3 separate regions of the Homo sapiens genome follow, and all the other regions are linked to region 1. Evidence: chromatin loops called from intact Hi-C (ENCODE). Cell type or tissue: GM12878. All regions are shown on one strand.

Evidence for each region. A loop is a pair of places that touch in the nucleus more often than their neighbours do. Peaks named below come from ENCODE experiments on the same cell type or tissue, not always from the same donor. Only the 100,000 strongest peaks of a DNase experiment are listed, where the experiment ranks them.
Region 2: it touches region 1 in a loop (4-fold over the local background); 5 of 110 quality-filtered maps call a loop at or near these places.
Region 3: a loop joins it to region 1, with 4 times the contacts of the local background. A loop is called at or near these places in 15 of 110 quality-filtered maps.

The regions. Positions count from the first base shown.
Region 1 is chr2:230,201,927-230,204,426 of GRCh38, reverse strand. It overlaps SP110 (SP110 nuclear body protein), which reads left to right. Exons shown (of 19, transcript NM_080424.4): 9 at 1,699-1,848. It also overlaps a transcript of SP140 not described here. Among named protein-coding and RNA genes, the nearest start is that of SP110, 17 kb to the left of the region's middle. RefSeq lists an enhancer at 1,279-1,328. In GM12878, a CTCF peak has its summit at 1,382; DNase peaks (open chromatin) are centred at 986, 1,446 and 1,751; H3K4me3 peaks cover 537 bases; H3K27ac peaks cover 1,600 bases.
Region 2 is chr2:230,266,717-230,269,216 of GRCh38, reverse strand. All of the region lies in intron 12 of SP140 (SP140 nuclear body protein), which reads right to left. Among named protein-coding and RNA genes, the nearest start is that of SP140, 42 kb to the right of the region's middle. In GM12878, no CTCF peak of the experiment used is centred here; DNase peaks (open chromatin) are centred at 256 and 1,496; H3K4me3 peaks cover 550 bases; H3K27ac peaks cover 1,990 bases.
Region 3 is chr2:230,600,353-230,602,852 of GRCh38, reverse strand. No RefSeq gene overlaps it. Among named protein-coding and RNA genes, the nearest start is that of LINC01907, 99 kb to the left of the region's middle. RefSeq lists a silencer at 64-143 and an enhancer at 284-413. In GM12878, no CTCF peak of the experiment used is centred here; DNase peaks (open chromatin) are centred at 139 and 1,122; H3K4me3 peaks cover 1,835 bases; H3K27ac peaks cover 2,500 bases.

The DNA.
Region 1 (2,500 bases):
ATCCCATATTTAGGGCAGACATACGTACTCTGCACACCCCGTGGCCAGCAGCCCAGTAGTGAGATGCCCACTCTCACAATGCTCTACACGTTATAGGATTAGGGAGACAGGGAATGTCTATGCAACTATACAATTATGAACACTCCCTGGTCAGAGAAGTGACTTTGTTAGAGAGGGGAAACCTCTGGAGTCAGTGTCAGATGGTCAGTTCTGTTGAGGTAACTCTGACCTTTTGACATCTCTCTGCCAAGCTACCGAAAGGAGTAGACTCCAGTCCCTTCCAGATTTGCCTTTCTTCATATTGTATTTAAATGAAATTTTTCAGGTTTTTTAAAAGAATCGTTTTATTTTAAATGTGACAGATGATGTGCTTTTAATTTTCTTTTTTCCAATTTTCCAATTTTTTACCTGGGTAAAATACACATGACATAAAATTTATCATCTCAACCATTTTTAGGTGCATAGCTCAATGGTATTAAAATACATTCACAATGTTGTGCAACCATCACCACCATCCATCTCCAGGACTCTTTTATCTTGTAAAACTAAAACCCTGTACCCATTAAACAACTCCCCATTCCTCCCTGCCCGCAGCCCAACAGAGATATTTTTAAGAGTCATATTATTTTACATTTAATTAATCAGCTTTATTTTTTACAAAACAAAACACATAAAAAGATGTTTCAAAATTGTAAGAGAAAAATATATATAGTAGTGCTGAAAATATACATACCACACTCTCATATTTTCTGTAAGTGTTCTCATCTCCGAAACCCTCCTTTAGTTATGCAGAAAAAAAACCCTAAACTTGGCAATGAAAGGCAAGTTTTAGGCTCTATCAGGCTGCCCCACCTCTTCTGGATAAATATTCAGTAACTTCCGTGTTTGAACTTCCCGCCAGCCCTGGGTCCCACCGGGCTTTCGCTTCCGCCCCCTCTTAAGGGTTCACCCATGCCTTTTCCTCCGGAAGTGGCCTGCGGATATCACCGCACTTGCGTGCGGGAAGCATGGCTGCACACTCTGTGTCCTTTCTAACCTGCAGAGAAACGTTCTTGTTCAACAGGACAGCGGTCATCCTGTGGGATCAGCTTCTAAAGTCAACAGCCGGTGAAAATTGTGTTCTTTTTCCACAATGAAGCAAACTCACCTCTGCACCCTCTGGCATTGCACCTCCTCTGGGTCTCAGCCTCACCTTCCATCTCTCCCTCATGGTAGCCGCCTTCTTGGCAGGGTCCTTCCCTCTCAGTTTTTTTAATACCTTGCACTTTGCCCACTGAAGGCACCTAGAAACTTTTGGAAATCTCTTGTACCACACACAGGCCGTGGGGGAACCTGGAGAGGTGCTTTATAAGACACCTCCTCTCCACCTAGACGAGACTGTGTGGCCACCTCGTGGTGCAGGCCGACACAAACGAAAATCAGGAAATAAGCTCTAGGATTTCCCCAGCTTTATCTAGTTGATTGCAACAGGTCATACCAGGAGTGAAAGCAGATGGTAATTTGGGGAGGCAAAGAAAGGTACACATAAGAAGAAGGATATAATTATAGAGAAGTAGGAGGAGAAAAGTGAGGTACAGGGGTACAGAGATCTGAAAGAGTGGGAGTTAGGGGCATGAGAAGGGAAGTCACTGATTGGGACTGTAGGAGGCTCACTGAAGACCCCAATTTAAACTATTAACAAGTCATTATTTGGTCCAGGGACAGCCTCATCTAGACACGGAATCCAAAAGAAGCTCAAAAGGGTGGATCAGGTTCCTCAAAAGAAAGATGACTCAACTTGTAACTCCACGGTAGAGACAAGGGCCCAAAAGGCGAGAACTGAATGTGCCCGAAAGTCGAGATCAGAGGGTAAGGCTGATGATGGAATCTGCCATTTGAATGGCTCAGTGTGGGAGGGTCTCTCCTGAAGCAGGTACAGAGTTAAGTAGATATGTAAAGTCAATAGTAAAAGGAAAAAGTACAGAGAATGAGGATGGGGTATAACAAGAGGAACAAAGAGAGCAAGCATCTGTTGCATCTGAAAAGTTTTGTGGAAGAAACAGACGTGTTCACAGGGACAGCTGTGGCCTGGGGCAGCAGCTCTCAAATTTTTTGGTCTCAGGACTCCTTTATGCTCTCAAAAATTATTGAGGACCCTAAGGAGCTTCTGTTTATGTTGTTTATGTCTATCTACATGTACCTGATTAGAAATTAAAACTAATAATTTTAAAATATTAATTCATGTAAAAGTAACAATAATAAACCAATTGCCTGTTAACATAAATAGCATTATTTTATGAAAAGTAAATATATTTTCTAAAACAAAAAAAATTAGTGAAAAGAGTGACATCATTTTATGTTTGTGCAAATCTCTTTGATTGTGAGTGAGCTTTATAAAAAGACAGCTGGATTCCTACAACTGTTTCTGCATTCAGTTGTGATATGTTGCTTTGATTGAAGGATAGAAAGAAAATCTGGCCTTACACAGATATCTAGTTTAAAAGGGTGAGGTAATTTAACA
Region 2 (2,500 bases), 65 kb before region 1:
CAATTGGCCACTGACTACTTATATCCCCAGTCACATTTCTGAAAGCGAGCCCATTACTGGCAGTTCTACATATCTGAAGCCCAGCCAGTCAGCAACACCCCCTCCACAAAGCCTGCATTGATGGCCAAATGCTAAATTACTCATAAACACTCCTGTTTCTGAAGGTCTGGAGTCCCTACACAATATGCTTCCTAAAACTCTCTATAAAACTGCAGTTTCCTTTTCTATAGAGACTGTGTCTTACAAGCACAGGGCCTCCTCCCACTAGGTGCCTTGCTTAGCTAGGAATAAATCAGCTTTTAGTTTCAGATTATGAGTAGTAGCCTAGCCCTTCAAAAATTGGAGTTCCTGCCGAGATTATCTTGAAGATTCTTGCTGGGGAGTGTCCTGTGGGACCCTTGGAACCACAGGCATGAATCTCAGGCCACTGTGTCCAGCTCAGGTCATTTTTCTGACCTACTGCCAAGTGAATCTTTCTCAACAACAACTCGAACTCTGACTTGTTTCACTGAGCTCCTAGTTCTGAATTTATCTTATTTAAACATGGGTATACAATTAGATACAATTAGATATTTTCAGTTGGAAGTACACCACTTAGCAAACATTTTCTCAATTAATGTGCTTATTTACTTATTTACTTGTTTCACTACTTCATCTACTGTTACCTTTCTTTTGTCTTTTTTTTTTTTTTTAGACAGAGTTTCACTCTTGTCGCCCAGGCTGGAGTGCAACCGCGTAATCTCGGCTCACTGCAACCTCCGCCTCCTGGGTTCAAGAGATTCTCCTGTCTCAGCCTCCCAAAGTAGCTGGGATTACAGGTGCCTGCCACCACGCCTGGCTAATTTTTGTAATTTTAGTAGAGAGGGGATTTCTCCATGTTGGCCAGGCTGGTCTCGAACTCCTGACCTCAGGTGATCCACTCATCTCGGCCTCCCAAAGTGCTGGGATTATAGGCATGAGCCACCACACCCGGCCTCTTCTGTCTATTTTTAAAAAGTCTTATCTCTGCCAGGCATGGTGGCTTATGCCTGTTAATAGGTCATATTACAGGCAGATGGCTTGAGCTCAGGAATTCTAGACTATCCTGGGCAACATAGCAAAACCCCACCAAAAAAACAAAAAGTCTTATTTCATGTGTGCTTGTTCCTGATTTTCCTGTGCTTTCTGAATGTTAGAAGACAGTGATCCAAAGCAAACAGCTGGTGGTCAAGGTCTGATAAGTCCTCAATTCAAGCCAGCCCCTAAAACTAATGGATGTGGGTCCATTAGACAGTAGCCAAACTGTGCAAAGATGTTCGGTCACATTTTTTCTTGGGTCCCTCATCAAAACCTTCATGAGGGCACCTAGTGTCTTGTCAATTTGTGAAAGAAAATCATTTTGTTTAGTATGTAATCTGGAGTCAACTACAATCATGTAATTAATCATATGTCCCCTTTTCAGTTTCTGCTTCATTCATGTGGAACACACCATTCACACTTATACTGAAATATAGTGGCCTCTTTGCTGTTTGTCACGGGATTGTCTTTGCCAAAGCCATAATCTCCCCGACAAAATGTTCACTTCCTCTGTATACTTTCATCATGATTCTAACTCTTGTACTTTTCTTAATAACTGGCAAAATTTTCCCTAAAATGACTCTGGCTTGCAATGGGGAGGTTTTGTCATGTCCAAAGTAAGTAACACATTTGACAAGTAGGTCTATAAAAGAAGAGAAAAAAATCACTGAATGTTTCCACATCTCAACCAGTAATCTATTACTTTCAGACCATTATCTGAGGAACACTGTTTTCAACAAAACCTCTATAAATGTAATAGGTAGGGATCTATTCTGCAAATAGAACTACCAGATTAAAGGTTCAGAAGAAGGACTAATTTTAGAAGTCCTGGAAAATTCTCTGACACATGATCTATGTATAGTTGACCTGACCATTAGTATACCTACACTACGGATGATTTGAGGTCTGCAAGCAATAAACAAAATAGGTATACCTCACTTCCCTGTACCTCCTAACCAGATTACTACAATCTCTTCAGTCTCACCTAAAGCCAAAATTTTTAATATATTTATGTTCAGCTTTGTTTAATGTCTCACTTGATAAAGATAAATATTATTTGCTTGGGAAAATCAGTGGCTTATCTGGACAGTTATTTTCTAGGAATTTCCTTGACGATAGGCAGAATTCTAAGATGGCCCCCAAATATTTCTTTCCCTAATCCTGAGGACTGTGAACATAATGAGATATTACTTCCATAATTACCTTATGTGATATGGCAGAGCTGTCCTTAAGAGAGACTAATAGAGTGGATCTGGTTTAACCTTATGAGCCTTTTAAGAGCAGGGAGTTTTCTCTAGCCAGCAGCAGAAGAGGAAGTCAGAGATTCAAAGTGTGAGAAGGATTCCACACAAGATTGCTGGCTTCAAGATGGAGGGGCAATGTATTAAGGAATATGATTGGCTTCCAGGAGCTGAGAGTGGTCCGTGACCAACAACCAGCAACA
Region 3 (2,500 bases), 400 kb before region 1:
AGGGCCTGGGCTCTCAGGTGGCTGCACTTGTGATAGCAGCTGACTTCCTGTAAGTGCACTGGTGCAGGAAGTGAGCCCTGCTTCCTGTCTGTGTTGCTGGGGGTGGGTGGGGGTGTGGGGGCGGGGAACAGAGGGGAAGCCAGGCCCTTGAACTTGAACTTTTGTCATGCAGGCACTGCAGCTGGGGGTTGGTGGCCTCCTGGAGGGTGCCTGAAAGGGACTCTGGCAGTGCAGCTCCTTCCTCGGGGCAAGAACCCTGAGCTGGGGCAGTGATTTCCCTCCCCTTGATTTCCTCACTTTTGTTTTGTTTTCTCTTTTTTTTTTGAGACGGAGTTTTGCTCTTGTCACCCAGGCTGGAGTGCAGTGGCATGATCTTGGCTCACTGCAACCTCCGCCTCCCGGGTTCAAGTGATTTTCCTGCTTCAGTTGCCCAAGTAGCTGGGATAACAGGTGTGCACCACCACGCCTGGCTAGTTTTTGTATTTTTAGTAGAGATGGGGTTTCACCATGTTGGTCAGGCTGGTCTTGAACTCCTGACCTCAAGTGATCCACTAGCCTTGGCCTCCCAAAGTGCTGGGGTTACAGGTGTGAGCCACTGTGCCTGGCCTCATATTCTCTTAAACCATTAAATTGGACGGGTGCGGTGGCTCACGCCTGTAATCCCAGCACTTTGGGAGGCCGAGTCAGGTGGATCACTTGAGGTCAGGAGTTTGAGACCAGCCTGGCCAACATGGTGAAACCTCCATCTCTCCTAAAATACAAAAATTAGCCGGACATGGTGGCGGGGCCTGTAATCCCAGCTACTGGGAAGGCGGAGGCAGGAGAATCGCTTGAACCCGGGAGGTGGAGGTTGCAGTGAGCCAAGATCATGTCACTGCACTCCAGCCTGGGACACAGAGTGAGACTCGGTCTCAAAAAACAAAAAACAAAAACCCCCAAACCCCCCAAACTATTAAGTTTTGCAGCCAAACCTCATTCGTCCTGGGTGTGGCTGAATCCAGGGAGGAGGGGAAAGCTCCATTATGCGGGCTTCAGGCCCACACCTGTGCCACTGTTTTGCCGTCACCTGAAACCAGCAGAAAAAGCAGCTCAACTGTGGCTCTGAGAAACTTCTGATATTGGTCATGACATTCATTCTCTACAAAATCCCACTCTCAACTAAGCTGAGCCTCCCTGCCCCCGCCAATTTATTTTTCTGTCCCCAGTTATGCTCAGCGCTATTGTCTGTCCCCACGCTCCAGAGAGCAGCATGTGATAGCTTAGTTGGACTAATTAACACGAAGCTCCACATTCAAATAACATGAGTCCTCTCCCATTATCATTATTATTATTATTTATTGTAGCAAAGTATACATAATAGTTATCATTTCATTGTTAATATATATGACTATTTAGCATTATCAATTTCTCATTTAGTCATTTGTAAGTGTGCAATTCAGTGGTATTAAATACATTCACAATACATTCGTGTAAACGTCACCACTATTTCCAAAACTTTTTTGTCATTCCCAATGTAAACTCTCTACCCGTTATACAAATAACACCACATTCCTTCCCCCTCCTCCCATCCCCTGGTGACCTCGATTCTATTCTCTGTTTCTATGAATTTGCTTATTCTAGGTACCTCAGATCAGTGGAATCACACATTTGTCCTTCCATGTCTGGCTACTTTCACTTAGCCCAGTGTTTTCAAGGTCCATCTACACTGCAGCACATATCAATATTTTATTCCCTTTTCATGGCTGAATACCATGCCATTGTGCATGGCCACTGAATGCTCTTGTAAACATGGGTATGCAAATATCCAAGGTAATGCTTTCACTTTTTACGGCTATACCGTATAACTAGAAGTGTTGGGATTTATAGGGTTAAGCCACTGTGCCTGTCCTTAATTTACTTTGGATATATACCCGGTAGTGGGAATTGATGGATCCTATGGTAGTTTTTTTTTTTTTTTTTTTTTTTGAGACTGAGTCTTGCTCTGTCACCCAGGCTGGAGTGCAGTGGTGCGATCTCGGCTCTCTGCAACCTCTGCCTTCCGAGTTCAAATGGTTCTCCTACCTCAGCCTCCCGAGTAGGTGGGACTACAGGTGCATGCCACCACGCCTGGCTAATTTTTATATTTTCAGTACAGATGGGCATTTCACCGTGTTGGTCAGGCTGGTCTGAAACTCCTGCCTTGGCCTCCCAAAGTGCTGAGATTACAGACCTGAGCCACCGTGCCCCGCCCGTATTTTTTATTTTTTGAAGAACCTTCACGCTGTTTTTCAGAATGGCTGCAGGAATTTACATTCCCACCAACAACATTTAAGTGTTTTCTTTTCTTTACATCCTTGCCAACACTTGTTATCTTTTGACCTTTTGGTGATAGCCATCTAACAGGTGTGAGATGATATCTCATTGTGGTTTTGACTAGCATTTCCCCGATGTTTAGTAATGTTGAGCACCTTTTCATAAACCCCTTAACCATTTGTATATCTTTTTTGGAAAAATGTCTATT